Linked DNA regions of Homo sapiens: region 2 is linked to region 1. Evidence: chromatin loops called from intact Hi-C (ENCODE). Cell type or tissue: prostate gland. All regions are shown on one strand.

What was found. A loop is a pair of places that touch in the nucleus more often than their neighbours do. Peaks named below come from ENCODE experiments on the same cell type or tissue, not always from the same donor. Only the 100,000 strongest peaks of a DNase experiment are listed, where the experiment ranks them.
Region 2: it touches region 1 in a loop (3-fold over the local background); 4 of 110 quality-filtered maps call a loop at or near these places.

Annotation. Positions count from the first base shown.
Region 1 is chr11:74,607,873-74,615,872 of GRCh38, reverse strand. POLD3 (DNA polymerase delta 3, accessory subunit) reads right to left here. Exons shown (of 12, transcript NM_006591.3): 4 at 4,335-4,374; 5 at 2,863-2,995. Among named protein-coding and RNA genes, the nearest start is that of POLD3, 19 kb to the right of the region's middle. In prostate gland, a CTCF peak has its summit at 4,340; a DNase peak (open chromatin) is centred at 2,792; H3K27ac peaks cover 955 bases.
Region 2 is chr11:74,679,458-74,687,457 of GRCh38, reverse strand. It overlaps the pseudogene RN7SKP297. Among named protein-coding and RNA genes, the nearest start is that of MIR4696, 37 kb to the left of the region's middle. In prostate gland, a CTCF peak has its summit at 3,752; DNase peaks (open chromatin) are centred at 3,947, 5,537 and 6,408; H3K4me3 peaks cover 682 bases; H3K27ac peaks cover 2,613 bases.

The sequences.
Region 1 (8,000 bases):
CATTAATTCACTCAGTAACTACTTATTAGTGTGCCAGGCACTATTTTGGGTATATAGTTAACAATTTAGACACGATCCCTATTCTCATGGAACTTATAGAAACTATGGCAATTCTATATCTTTCTCTCCTTGAGGACCCATCTTTATCAGTCATACCACCTCCCCAGGATTTTCAACCTTTTCTTCCTACAGCACCTTTCTAACAACCCAAGTTCAAGTCATTCTCAACTTAAGAAATGTATATATCCTTCCCGTCTCAATCCCTCCTTAGCTACCACCCTCTTTTCTGCTTTGCAGTCTAATCTCCTGGAAAGAGCTGTCCATATTTGCTGTCTCACTTCCTCTGTCCCCATTTACTTAGCTCACCAGAATCTGGTCACTCCACTGAAAATGCTCTTACCAAGGCTATCACTAAATGTCATGGACAATTTTCACTTCCTAACTTACTTGGCTTCTCAGCATTGTTTGACATTGTTGACTGGTTCCTCCTACTTGAACCTCTTTCCTTAGGGGCTGAAACCCCATATACTCTTATCTCTGGTGGCTCCCCTTGGGCCCCTCTTTTTCTATTCTTCCCTTGAAAAGCAGCTATCATTAAATAGTGCTTACTATGTGCCAAGTGCTATTCTAAGTGCTTAACATATAATAGTCCATTTAATCCTCTACAACCCTATCTGGCTGGTACTACTGTCAGCTTTACTGACAAGAACAGGGAGGCACTGAGAGGTTAAATAATTTGCCCAAGGTCAGACAACTAGTACTTTGGCCTAGAGTTTTACTTTCTGCCCTTCTTTCATTCTATACATTCTCTCTGATAACTCTATCTACTGCTATGGCCCATTTACTATTCTGATTTCAAAATCTCTATCTTTACCCCAGATTTCTCTCCTTAGCTCTAGATTCACCTATCTTTTGCGATGGACATCCTCACTTGGATTTCTCACAAGCTTCTCAAACTCAACATCTCTAAAACCCAATTTGTCATTTTTCTATCTCTCCTAAAGCCTGCTCCTCCTGTTATATTCCCCTTCTTAGTACCCAGCTGCCCAAGCCAGAAGCATGGGTATCAACCTTTCAATACCAAGAAAGGCTGTCTTCCACCATCCCCTACCCCCACACACCTTGTCCCCAACCACTACCATACATCGAGGTTTTTTTTTTTTGAGCTGGAGTCTTGCTCTGTCGCCCAGGCTGGAGTGCAGTGGAGCGATCTCTGCTCGCTGCAAGCTCTGCCTTCCGTGTTCACGCCATTCTCCTGCTTCAGCCTCCTGAGCAGCTGGGACTATAGGTGCCTGCCACCGTGCCCAGCTAATTTTTTGTATTTTTAGTAGAGACGGGGTTTCACCGTGTTAGCCAGGATGGTCTCAATCTCCTGACCTCGTGATCCACCTGCCTCGGCCTCCCAAAGTGCTGGGATTACAGGCGTGAGCCACTGTGCCCGGCCAAACTGAGGTTTTTTGATGGTCATGACTCATTAACCTTCATACTTCTCCATCCCCAACAGCACAACTTCACATTAGAAAACTGTCATATCCACCTGGATTACTGCCACATTTCTCCTCCCTGATGGCCTTGCCTCCAGATTATTCTCTTCTGATTTATCTTCAATACTGCAACCAGAGCAATCTTTCTAAAATGCAATTTTGATAATTTCACTCCATCTGCTTAAATATTTTCAGTGGCTCCCCAGCGCTCTCAGAATAGAGTCTAAATTTTTATCCTAGTAGTCAAAGCATAATGTAATTCCTGCTTGGCCTCTTTAGTCTTCTATCTAATTATTTCCTACCTTTCACTCTAAGTTGCACCCATAGAAAACGATCATGGTTCTGCACAAGCATGTTTTCTCTCTTAGCTCTGTCCTTAGTCTCTCATTTTTCCTTTGCCTGGCTATTTCTACTGGGCCTTCAGGCCTCAACTGAGATATCATAACCTTCTGTGTCATAAGTCATAACAGTCTTGTCCCCTCACTCTATCCATCCAAAAGTGGGAGATAAGTGCCCCTGCCAACATCTTCCCCCAATATTCCTCCTATTACAGTACTCTTACACTGTACCATAACTGCCTGTCTCCCATCAGTTACATGAAAAGGTACGCGGGCACATTCACTCTATACTGTATGGTATGTCATAGGTACTCATGAGTTATTTGCTGAATGAATTCAAATGATTTTGCTCAGTACCTGTCAAAGTAGTAGGTGCTCAATGTATGTCTGGGGAACTGATCTGAATTATCAATACAACCCCACAAAGGAGACATTATTACATTGAATTTAAAGGCAAAGAAACCAAAGCTCAAAGAGTTTAAGTAATTTGTCCAATGCCACTGGGCTACTAAGCAGCAAAGCCACAAATCAAGCCTGTGACCACCAATTTCCAAAATGTACACGCATTATAGTCCGTTACCTCCTTGTGCTGTTAAGGATACAAAAGATTTAAAAAAAAACCTGATCCTGGCTATGGAAGCTCAAGAAAAAGTTGCTTTTGGATGAAAAGTAGAGGGATATCAAATTAGGAACTGTTTTTTTAAGGACAACGTTTGAACTGGTTCTTGAAGGATGGGTAGGATTTAGACAAGCAGAGACTGGGTAAGGGAGTTAGAGAGGGCACGACAAACATTTCTGGTGGCAGTGACAGGATAAATACATGAGAAATAGATTTATGGAGAGTCCACTGGGGTTTTCAATATGGGTTGTGGCTGCTATTTTTCACCTTATGATGTACTAATAAAACCAGGCATGTTTCTTACTGCAAGATAAATGGGGTTTTACTAGACTTGGCATTCACTCTTAAGAGGCAGCCACTGTGTAAACATCTTACAAAATCAATTCGTAAAGAAGCCCACAAGGAACATTAAGACGCTTACTTGCTGCAGTTCTGCAAGTTGCTTTTAAGGATGTCATAGTCAGTATTGAACAGAGGCCCACTGTCCTTTAGCATGGCTTTCTGGATGCTGTACACATGGATGCTGGCAGTCACAGCTAGCTTGGACTTCACTGCTACAAGTCAACAGGAAAAGCAGTCAGTTAATACACAAACTTCATAGCATGTGGGGACTTTAACAAGAAACCCTTCTGCATTAAAGCATTTGTAATCTGTGGTGGTCCAAAAAACTCTAAAGGCCACACAGCCACATATACAGTGAAACATCAACTCTTCTGTCTGCAATGGGGACATTATGACAAGGTAGGTGGTGGTGAGTCATTTCTAAGGACAGCACCTGAGAGGGTATCACTCATCCAGTGGACACTTAGTAAATATTAATGATTGATGATGACTACGATGATCTTTTTCTTTTGGTCAGAAAAGAGCCTTACACTATAGCATATAATTAAAGAGTACTAAGTAATTTCTATCTGAGAATATTCATTTATATATTTCAATTTTAGTTTAGAGAAAGCAACTCTGTAATAAAAACACTACTAACTAGATAAGTCTACGGAAGAGAAACACAAAAGAACACCACAAGAATAAATGTTAGGTTCCGCGAAGGAAGGGATTGCAGCTAACTTGTTCCATGTCCCCAGTGCCTAGTATAGAGCTTGGCACATAGTAGATCATCATTACATATCTACAGAATAAAGAAATTTTGCTTTGCTTAACACTGTGGGAATTCAGAAAGTAAAAAGTGGACAAACCCACCACTCTGAATACTTCAGAGTTAAATTTGGTAAAATACCCCCACCCTACCCCCATGGACAGGAACTCTTTCTTTTTAAAATACACATATTTTTTGTGTCCCTGGCGTGGCTGCCCTCCACCCTCCTCAGTCCCAATCTGTGAAATGGGGCCTGCAGGCCAAGGAGCCTTTATATACAAAGTACAACAGTACAGGTTTTATCTTGAGATATAGGTCCAAGATCATGAGGACCCTGACTGTTATTAAATTCCTTTGAATTGGGTTTTTAAACAATCCAACGGTAGCACTGATAGTCTTGAAACAGTTAGACAAATTTAATTTAGAAGTTATTTAGAAGTCTTTCTGACTTCCAGAAAAGCATTCTTTAACTTGTTTCCTAAAAAAACTGCCACTGTCTTTTCACAGTTGATGAGGTAGCTCATATGGTATTCATAACAGTTTCTGCATGTGTCACGAGTTTTGAAATTCTGTGATAAAAGTGCTTTATAAATGTCAGCAACTATTGGCCCTAAAAATGGGAAGTCAGGCAGATGTAGTATCATATTTTAACATGCTTTAAAAACTACTCATAAAATGAATATTGGGCTATTCAGTTAAATAGCTAAATATATTATACGCAGATGTTAGAGGCAGATTTTTTATTGCACCTACACTGATGCCATAAGAGGAAAAACTTGCTAAGTCACTAAAACACTTACCTTCCAATTTATCTTCTCTCACTACTGCAACCTTGTGGCACTGTAAGAAAATAACACTTTATTAGTGCTTAATGTAAGAATCTGCAATTTTAGTTTCCTTGCTCCAATAATTCAATTGTGCTTGGATGTGAAATTAGGAAAACACCAGGCACTCCTTAAAACATATGTTATAATTTAATAAAGTCAGACTCACTTTTAATTTGCTTACTTTCAGGAAAAAAAATAATAATTTGCTTATCTTAAAACTTCTCAATAAGGTTAAGGAAAGTGATCTAGCACAGATTTCAGTACTACAATTAAAAAAATACAGCATCTCAAATCAGTGTGAGCAAAGGCTTTTTAGTGAGTGATTTAATAAGAATTACTGTATAATCACATGGAACCAGATAAAAATTGGATCTGTTCCTCACATCATATACCAAAATAAATTCTAAATGGATTAGAGATTTAAATGTAAAAAATAAGGCCGGGTGTGGTGGGTCACGCCTGTAATCCCAACACTTTGGGAGGCCGAAGTGGGTGGATCACCTGAGGTCAGGAGTTTGAGACCACCCTGGCCAACATGGTGAGACCCTGTCTCTACTAAAAACACAAAAATTAGCTGGGCATGGTGGCAGGCACCTGTAATCCCAGCTACTCAGGGGGGTGAGGTAGGACAATCACTTGAACCTGGGAGGCGGAGGTTGCAATGAGCTGAGATTGTGCCACTGCACTCCAGCCTGGGTGACAGAGTGAGACTTGGTCTCAAAAAAAAGAGAAGAACACATATATGCACATGAAAACATGTGTGAATTCTATAACCTGCTATAAGCTAAGAAAGAGGGAACATTTCCTAAGTATAATTCAAAATCCAGAAATAACTGAAATAATCTATTTTAAAAAAGCAACTTTTAAATGAAAAAAAAACGTAAGTACAAAAACAAATGATAAAGCGGAAAAAAACTGCAACTTACATCACAAAGGGTTAATACACAACTTCTAAAATTAAAGAAAACAAAGACTAACAACTCTTTAGAAAATGGGCAAGAAAGGCCAGATGTGGCTGCTCATGCCTGTAATCCCAGTACTTTGGGAGGCCGAGGCAGGCAGATCACGAGGTCAAGAGATGGAGACCTCCCTCGTCAACATGGTGAAAACCTGACTCTACTAAAAATACAAACATTAGCTGGGCATGGTGGTGCATGCCTGTAGTCCCAGCTACTCGGGAGGCTGAGGCAGGAGAGTCACTTGAACCTGGGAGGCAGAGGTTGCAGTGAGCTGAGATCGTGCCACTGCACTCCAGCCTGGTGACAGAGTAAGACTTCGTCTCAAAAAAGGAAAAAAAAAAAAAAGGGCAAGTGGTAGGAACAGACAGTTCACAGAAAAAGAAATATAAATAGCCCTAAAACATATTATAACATAATGCTATATGGAAACAGGCACTCTCATACATTGTTGGTGGGAACAAGAAGCAGAGTGATATTTGGCAACATCCAACAAAAGTACACATGCACTCACCCTTTGACCGAGCAATCCTACTCTAGGAATGTAACCCTAAAACACACTAGCAAAAATATACAAAACACACAGACACTAAGCTATTCACTACAGCACTATTAATATTTGTAATAGCCAAAGATCATAAATAACAACTACCAATAAGGGATTGCTGAATAAGCTAAGGTATATCTATCAATGTGGCACTATGTGGCTGTAATAATTAATGAGGAATATTTCTATAACTGCTGTGGAGTGATGCTCTGAATCTGTTATGTAAAAAAAAGCAGAGTGTAAAATAGTTTGCACGTATGAAAACATTTATCTAACAAAGAGAGGCAAAATGAATATATATTTTCTTATATTAAAAATATATACAACAGGCCAGGCGCAGTGGCTCACGCCTGTAATCTCAGCACTTTGGGAGGCCGAGGCAGATGGATCACGAGGTCAGGAGTTCAAGATCAGCCTGGCCGAGATGGCAAAGCCCCGTCTCTACTAAAATACAAAAAAAATTAGCAGGGCGTGGCGGTGGACGCCTGTAATCCTAGCTACTCGGGAGGCTGAGGTGGAGAACTGCTTAAACCTGGGAGGCAGAGGATGCAGTGAGCTGAGATCACGCCACTGCACTCCAATGCTTGGCCAACAGGCAAAAGTCCATCTCAAAAAAAAAAAAAAAAAAAAAAAAAATATATATATATATATATATATATATATCAAAAACAATGGAAGGAGAAGGCAAACTCAATGTAACAGTTACCTCTAAGGGAAAGGAGGGAACCTATCAATTGAAAGCAAAATGGAAAAAAAAAATTGAATTGAACTAGATATTGAATTGGTGGCTTCAGTACAGTGAGGAATTATTTCAAGTGATTCTAAAATACAGGATGACTGTGCATCCTTAGCAGGACATATCCTACAGACAAAGAACTGCAAAGAAATCTTATTTTCAGTAATCAAATTGTTGGTAATAATACAGGTTTTGCTTTTCTAAACCTCGTGTATTTGTCTAAAGCAAATAGATATTTTTGTTAATGTTCGGAACCACCAAAATTCACAACATAAAAAAAACAGCAATCTAAACATCAAATAAGTTTTTTAAAAAGTGTAACCATAAGTTTGAGCTGGGATTATTAATGTTCTCATAATGCATTTTCTCTTAAAACTGGCACTCCTAAAAATGTCATTTTCATTGGTTTATTCAAGGGAAGAAAAAAGTCATGTTCCGTAAAACTGCACACTAAAAATTACAGAGCTTATTATAAAAATTACAGACCATTAGGAATGAACCACTCAAAACCAATGCAGCTTTGCAGTAAGAGCCCTAAAAACAGTAATTCGCACCTCATGAGAAGATCTGAATAGACCAGACAGGTCCGTGTGGCTATATACTGCCCTGGGGGATACTGAAAGTACATAAAAACAACAGAATGGAAATGCCAGCTGGTGCTAAAACAATGCAGACCAGAGTGGAGCTCTGATTCAATGGGTTCCTATTAAAGTGGACACGGGAGTTAGGGAGCATCCACAAACCCAGAGCCTAGGAGGGGGTAAGCCCTCTGTTCTTAGCATAACAGGGAAAACACGGCTAGTTGATGAGAGAAAATTATTCACAGAAAAATTACAGCTAAAAAAACAGAAAGGCCAGGTGCCGTGGTTCATGCCTGTAATCCCAGCACTTAGGGAGGCCGAAGCAGGAGGATCACTTGAGCCCAGAAGTTTAAGACCAGTCTGGACAACATAGTGAGACCTCGTCTCTAATAAAAATAAAAATAAAAAATAAGCTGGGCATGGTGGTGCATGTCTGCAGTCCCAGCTACTGAGGAAGCTGAGGCAAGGGGATCGCTTGGACCCAGGAGTTCAAGGCAAAACATCACCATTTTGTAACCTTTAGTGAATTAATGATTTAGGCAATGATTAAAACTAATCTCAGCTAAAATCATTAGATGAAAAGCTAACAGGGAACCCATAAAGCATAGATCAGGTTGACAGTTCTTCACATTACAAAAAGAACCAACCAAACATTTCCTTGAAATTTTCAAATAATCCTCTGGAAGAATCTCTGGGATGAGATTTGAAGGAAGCTTTCACGTTCTATATATTGTTAAACATTTTTTATAATAATCATTGGAAAAATAAAAATTATTTACATTTAAAAAAATCCAGGCCAGGCACAGTGGCTCACTTCTG
Region 2 (8,000 bases), 72 kb before region 1:
GGTGCTGCAGCAGCCATCTTGTGGCCATGAGGCTGAGAATGATAAAAGCCAGGATGCTGAGGAAGGCTGTCCTGAGCTGAGTCCTCAATGACCTTGATGACCTACACTGAAGCAGTCTGGAGACCACATACCTCCACATTTCTTGTTAAGAAAATAACAGATGTCCTTGCAGTTTATGCCACTGTAGCGGCACTGCCATTGACCCAATCACAATGCCTGTTATCCCTTTACCATTGTCATACATACCAGCTCCAGTGAGCTTTCATTCCCAACAGCCAGCACCTGCTTCTCTTTGTCAGAACACTGACCTTAGGCTGCCTGAGCCCACTTTGCCAGTGAGCATGGAAAACCAGAAGAGCCTGACAATGTCCACCTCCGCTCCACCCCAGGTGGCCCTTAGCTCAGACAGATGAGTATGGAGGTGCCAATCCTCCAGCTCCCTTGTGCTGATGTGGATGACTCTGAGGAGTGATTGCACGATCTCCGGAGCTCCTCTGCAAGTCTGAGTCAAGCTCCCCTCTGCGGGACTTGGCCTGAATCACACCCTTGCCTTGCCTTCTTCCCTTCCCACTTCTCCACACCCCTACTACTGGTTTGTCTTGGAAACACTTCCTAAGACATCACTTTCAACTCATCTTCTCATCTCAACTTCTGTTTCTAAGAATCCCAACCTAAGACAGCCACTGTTAGTCAGGTGTTCTGTACTTGCAGCCTAATGCATTCTAACAGACACAGGCCCAGCAAGGTAAAGGTCTAATAGCAATTTTGCTATGTTTCAGATGTAGGTTTCCTGCCTGCAAAACCTATCATTTGTTCAAACGTGCTAATAAGCTGATGATTAAAAACATAACTTTGTAAAGTGCTACATCCTAAACATAATAGCATTGGCAGCTAATTACTACCAATTACTGAGCATCTCCCATGAGCCAGGCACTAGGCCAAGGCTTTGATTACCTCCGTGACCCCATTTAATCTTCATTAGAACCCTATAAGGTGGACACTGTATTAATTTTGTATGCTGAGTAACAAATTACCACAAATTTAGCATATTTATTGTCTCACAGCTTCTGTAGGTCAGAAGCCTGGGAACAGACAGTTCTCTGCTTCAGGGTCTCACCAGCCTACAATCCAGGCATCAGTTAGAGCTGCAGTCTCATCAGAAGCTTGACTGGGGAAAGATCCACTCCCAAGTTCCCTTAAGCTGGAAAAATTCACCTCCTTGCAGTTGCAGGATTGAAGCCCTGGTATTCTTGCTGGCTGTCAGCCAGGGTCCACTTTCAGTTCCTAGAGGTGACCCACAGTCTTGCCACGTGGCCTTCTCCTAGGCCTTCTTGTAGCACAACAGCTTACTTCTTCAAAATCAGAACTCAGAGTCTCTGACTCCAGGGAGGGTACAGTTCCTCTTTTAAGGAATTTTCCCTGACTAAATCAGGCCCACTCAGCATAATCTCCCTTTTGAGTAACTCAGAATGTAATAATTTGGAACCCTAATTACATCTGCAAAATCTCTTCACCTTTGCCGTGTTCCAGCGGTCAGAAGCAAATCACAGGTCTTGTTCACACTCAAAAACTGGGGATAATACAGGGTGTGAACATTATGGGTGCCATACTAGGGTCTGTCTGCCACACTATTATTATCCAAATTGTACAGTTGAGGAAACTGAGGCAAAGAAGAGTTTAGTAATGCTACCCAAGATCATACTGCCAGTGAGTGAACGCGGAGTGTGGTTTCAAACCCATGCACTGTAGTTCAGAGCCTGCACTCCTTTTTTTTTTTTTCACCCATTTCCCCTTTCAAGAAGGAGCCTGCACTCTTATCTGTTACTCTGCACTGCCCAGACACTGCTCCAAATACTTTCCCTTCCTTATGTCCCCAAATTTCCTTGAAAATACAAGGAGGAAATGGAAGCTCAGAGAGGTTAAGGAACTTTTTCAAGGTCACACAGTACTGGAGTCAGGGCCACAAACTAGATTTATAAATCTCCAAGACCCAAGATCTTTAGAGCTTGTTTGGAGGTTCTAGTAGGGGAGCATAGCTCCTCATATACCCTTGACAGAGGGATGGTCCTCCTGTATCAGGAAGGTCATCCTCTTTGACCAAGCATGCAGCTTCAGGAGGGATGCACTGGAGTGGTGAGGGAGGAAGGGGACACCCGCCTAGCCAGCCAGACCGGCCAAATCAACCCTGTGATCATTGAGGTGACAGATGTCACAGCCAGATTGTCTTCACATCAAAAACCCAAGATCTTAACCAGTGTAGAAGGCAGTCAGTGCTTTAGCAGAGGACTAGAGAGTACGGAAGGAGTTCACAGGAGACAAAGAGCACCCCTACTGGGGCAGGGTGGGGCACAGTCATAGAGAAATAACAACATATAGCTATTTGAAAATGGGGGAGAGGGAGGGGAGAAAGTATATTTCCAAGGAGGGGACAGGTTAAGCAAAGTCAAAGCTGCAGGAAAGCACAGGTGTTTGGGATTGAACAGGGGTGGAGGGTAGTTTTGGGGGCACTGAGAAAGGAGACTGGAGATGTAGCCAGGTCCCAATTTGGAACACGAGGCTGAGGGGTCAGAGCTTTATTCTGAAGACAGTGGGGAGCCACACTCCAGTGACCCCACTCCTCTGCCCACAGGGAGCTCTCAAAGGGTGCTGAGCAGCAGCAGTCATGCACAAAAATGCCTTTAAGAGGGTGAATGCAGTGTGTGGAAGACAGGACTGTTTAGGGGTCTTCCTGCCTCTGATGGCATTTCCCACTCAAGGGCACCTGTGATTTTCCCATATCCCTAGGAGGAAGGGTTGATGTGAGGTCATGACCATTTTATGAGTGAGGAAACTGAGGCCCATTGGGAGACATGCGGGCCTGTGAGGGTAACAAGGCCCAGTGATGGGAACAAATGTCTCACTTCAGTCCTGGTGCTGGGAGTATGGGGACCAGCGATTATACTTTTCCTAGTTTATGGCTCATTCATCCTCATTCATGTAACAGAATCAGCATGAGGCTGTGGATTCCAAGGCCCCAAGCCCAAGGGTTCCGATTCAGCAGATGTGAGGTGGGGCCATCAACTGGCCTTTTTAAACAAGCACCCTGGTGACTCAGGGCCAGAGTATCCTTCAAGAAACCCTCAAGGGTGTAAGGATCCCAACCTCAGTGGGAGAACGCTGCCCATGATGCAGCCTTACCTGTGAGGGCCTCCTCCTGCCCCTTCCTCTGGGGGTGCCTCAGCCCAACTCAGGCCTCATCAAGTCACTGCCTCCAGCCTCAGCCCTTCAACCCCTCCTTTACACAGCAGCCCAAGTGAACTTTCCAAAAAGCAAAGCTGGCTTTCTCACGGCCCAGCTCAAACCCCTCCCGTGGCTCCCCGTCACACAGGTGGAAGTCGGCCTCCCCTGCCCGGGTTCCCGGGTCCAGCTCCAGAGAAGGCAACGCACCTGAGTTTTACTCCCCCGTTGCCTCTGCCTGGGCTGCCTTTTCCTGTGTACCGGGGGACCCCTCCTCAACCTCACCTAAGACGCAGCCCCCTGCCCCCAGAAAGGCTTTCTGTCCCTTGCCCCAGGACTAGAATACCTGCTGACCTTTTGTTTCTTATGTAAACCTCCCAGCAATACTCTAAGGGCTGGCTCCGGCTAGCGCTATTAATAATGGGGAAACGGAGGCTCAGAGCGTCAGTAACTTGCCCCAGGTTCCTCTGCTGTAAAAGGCGAGATTCGAACTCCAAACAGCTGCCCCTGGAGGGCTCCACTTCCCGCGGTTGCCAGCAGGGGTGCGCGGAGCCGCGGGGATCCGAGAGGCGGGGGCCGCGGTGGGGGCCGCGGTGGGGGCGCTGGAAGAACGGGGGCTTTGATTCCCATCTCCCGGCGCAGACCCAGACGCTAATTAAAATCGCCTGGGCCGCGGGGGCGGCGGGACGGGCACAAAGCCGGCTTTGACCGGGCGGCGGCGGCGCTGGCGGGCGCGGGGCCGCGTCGCACAGGGGCTGCTTGTGGCCGTGTTTGTTTTCGCTTGTAAAGCGCGGCCGCGAGCAGTGCCCGGGCGGCGTGGGGGTGCCCAGCCCGGGGAGGGCCCCTGAGGCCACGGCGCCCGCCCGGCCGCGCTCGCTACCCAGGGCCACCCTGGGCAAAGCCCTGCCCACTAGGGCCTCAGCTTCCCTTTCTCTCACAGGATGATAGCGGTGTCACTAGGAATGAACGCTTATTGGGCGCTTACTGTATTCCAGGGCCTGGACCGAGGCTTCTCCCACTTGGTTTTATGTCATCCTCCCGGCTCTATTAATATCCCCATTTTACAGATGAGGCCCAGGGAGGTTGAACACCTTGCCCAAGGTCTCACGGGTTTAAAGGAAAGAGCAAGGCCTAAAGTCCAGCAGAGGGAGAGCAGGGTTCGGGGCAGCTGGGTCACAGGAGGTGGGTGTATCGGGGAGAATGTTCCTGCTCAGAGCCCGCTCACTGCCTATCAAGCTGCGCTTTGAGAGTGAACTCCCATCGCCGGGGTACTGAAGCGGAGCCTTAGACTGAACCAGTGGGGGCCCTCTGAGCTTCCTTCCAGCTTGGGCCATTAGGGTCCCTCAGTGTGCGGGAGTGGCACTGCCCTGAAAGGAAAGCCTTTTCTGGGCTGCACTGGGCATTGGGGGTGGGGTCCGAGTATTGCCAGTGCTGGCAGAGGAGTAGGTCTCTGTGGATGGGTGGGAACCAAGAAAAGATAGGAGCTTCTTCCTTGGGAGCCCCCATGTTTGGAAGAATCTCCTGGCTTCTATAGTCATTGAATCACCAAATCTTAGTGGCCTTTGCACTTGCACCCACCCTGTGGTTCTGTCTTTCACTCACTTTTCACTGAGATTCCCACTCATCCTTCAGTTCTCAGCTCAGAGCAAGTTATACCCTCCCAGCACCCATCACTTCTTCATACCCATCACAGTGGTAATGGTGCACTCAAGGCATTGGCCCTTTCTGTCTGACTCAGAGCCCTGAGGACGAGACTGTATCAGCTTGCCCCCCTCTCAGCTACCAGGTCCCTCCCTTCATAAACAGGCCCAGGAAGGTGCACTGGGGAGTATTTCCTCTGGTGCCTCCAGATCAGAGCTCAGTCAAGGCCTGGCTGGAGGTCTTGGGATGAGAGTGGGCATGGTCAGAGAAATACAGAAGCCCGATGGGGGCCCAGGCTCACTGCCTAAGGAGGTGACTGATAAGGCGGCTGACAGTGTCCATCCAGTGACATGGCACCGATGGAGTGTCCTGTGGCTGGGGGTCCTGCCTCCCTTCTGAGACTGGTTCTCTGGTAGCCTCAGCTCTGTGCCTCTCTTCCTCCCTCGAGCTAGCCCCCCAGCCCCTATTTGCCCTGTGTCTGCAGATGGCTGGCTGGGAGGGCTTCGACCTGGATAGGAGTCCCCCACTGATCCCAGCCACCTGTGAGGAGGAGAACAAGGCGGGAGGGAGGATTTCTCTAAGGCTCTCCCCCTCCCTAAGACCTGGGAGCCAGAGCTTGGACAGAGACACTATTAACACAAACTCTGCAAACATGGCTTCTAAAAATAGCTCTGGCTGGCAAGGCCCACCTGGCACAGACTGCACCTTTGCGGCTGCTGGCCTGCTCCCCTTGGAGCATGGGCCATCAGTCTGTCAGCAGACATGTCACTCTGCCCTCTTCCCCCAGGGGACGGGGCAGCCACAGCCTTAGGTGGGATCCAGGGGAGAGACCCTCGTGAAGATGGGGCTTGTCCCAAACTGATGAGGGGGAGAGGGAGGATGTGCGATGTCAGGAGGAAGACAGTCTTGGCGATAAGGTGGATTGAGGAGACAGCACTGCCCACAGGGAACTCTCAAAATGGGTTGGGGGAAGGACACAAATGTATGAAAGAAGACCAAAGCAGCATTTAAACTCCTGCAAATGAAAGTGCCAAGACGAAGAAGGAAAGCCTGCGGGGAGGAGGGCAGGGCCAGGAGCGTGGTTCCATGATCATTATAGACCCAGATGGGGGTGGGCATATGGTCACCCCCACAGCAAATCCTCAGGACCTCAGAGCCAGGAAGGAACCCAAAAGCTCACCTTGTCCAACCCTTTTATTGGACACATGAGAAAACTAAGGCCCAAGTTGTTGAGCCTTGCCCCAGGTCCCTCCACACGGGTCTGCTGGCCTCATGCCATTTCCACCAGGCCTCTGGGCCTCCCTGTCTGCGGGCTGATGGAATGACCATAATTAATGTTTCTCAGAATGCTCCTTTTTCATTGTCAGTTTATTGAGAAAAGCTTTACTGAGCACCTACTGTGTGCCACACACTGGGTTCACAAAGCTGAACTGGACAGGCAGGCCCCTGCTTTCCAGGCTAATGGCAACACCCACTTGTGTGCACAGAGCTCTCCTGTGCATTCACATAAATTCACAGAATGGAACACAGTTTCCCAGCTTACAGCTGAGGAACCCGAGGCTCACGGAACTTTGTCATCAGCAAAGTTGGGGCCGGAGCCTCCCCATGTTGCCTCAGGAGGCCCCGGGTTGCCTCCGAGTCAGTGGGGACAGGCCTGTAGGAGGCTAGTCATGTGCTCCTGGAATGTCTCCTGTCCCGGATGCCACCATGGAGGAGAGCTGAGAGGGCGCTGGAGGCCCTGGGACCGGAAACGCGCAATTCCGCTGCAGTGCCTTGCTTTTGGTTGGGTTCGGTGGCGTACCCGGACACATTACATAGGTAGACCCTGCCCTCGCAGAGCTCATGGGGAAGCCCTGCTGCTCCCTATTGGGTAGCTTCTAGTAGTCCTCCCTAGCCCTCCTCATGAATTCATCAGACCACACACAAATGCCCACTCCTGGAGTGGGAAAATAAAGCAAGAGCGGTCGTCTTCCTCCCCGCCCTCACACAGGCTCCATCAGGGTCTCTGGAGGGGAGGGGCATAGTGGTCAGTAGATGTGAAGCCACCTGACCTCCCTCAAGGGCACCTGTCCGTGCTGGTCCCTCACAACAACCCCTGGGAAGTGCCCATCTGAGTTCTTTCTGTAGACACCCCAGGCTCACCCTCGGTGAGGACCTGTGTTCCTTTCTCCTCTTTTTCTGGCATCACGGTGAATTCTTCTCTGCAGTGGGTTCATTCAAGGTGGAGCCTGCACATCCACTCCAACTATTCCCCCATGCCCCCAGGGGCACATCCCCGCATCTACACCTCCCTGCTTGCTGCCCAGAACTTTCCAGAACACCATGATGCAATGCTTGCCTAAGTCTCCACATCCATCACACACCTTGTGGGCTGACAGGGCCCTGACCCTGGGCCCAGGGAGTAGCCAGCTGTTCCACTCTGCTCACAGACTCTGGAGATCCATCTGCCACAGAGAGCTCTCCATGCCTTAGAAGGCCCCCTCCGTGCACAGCCCCATCGGATGAAAATGGCCACTCTGAACATATGATTGTCATTTTGAGATGACCCTTCCACCCTAGCCACACCTGAGCAAAGGCCACATCTCTGGGCTGGACCTAAGAGAGGCGTGTGCTCTGTGAGGCAGCCCGGCTCTGGAACACTGAGGGTAAGTAGAGTCAAAACCTAACCTGAGGGCACAAACCATGTTGGCAGTCATGCCTTCCCTAATATTTTGTTCTCATGAAACGGCTCCCCATTCCCTTTCACGGAAGCAGTGTGGGCAGGTCTTTGCCCAGCGCAGGCCACTGACCAGCCAGAGGTGGGGAGAGTCCCAGCTCACAGGCCCCCAGAGCCTGAGGAGGCCCCTGGGAAGAGTCTGCCAGTGAGGTGATGAACTCACTGTGCTCCCTCCAGGGATCTGGCCTGGGGCCGGCTCAGAGCACTGGGCCAATGGGAGTGGAGGGGACAAAGCACACAGAGGGCTGCCTTGGTGTCTGAGCCTTCCCCAGTTCCAGGCCACACAGGTCCCCCAGAACTACTCCCAAGGTGCCCTGAGAGAGTCTGTGCCCCTTGCATCCAAAATACTGGTCTAGCAAACAGATCCTTTCTCTTTGGGGTTTAAGTGGGAGACCCAACAAGTGTGAAGGAAAGAGCAGCAGACCTG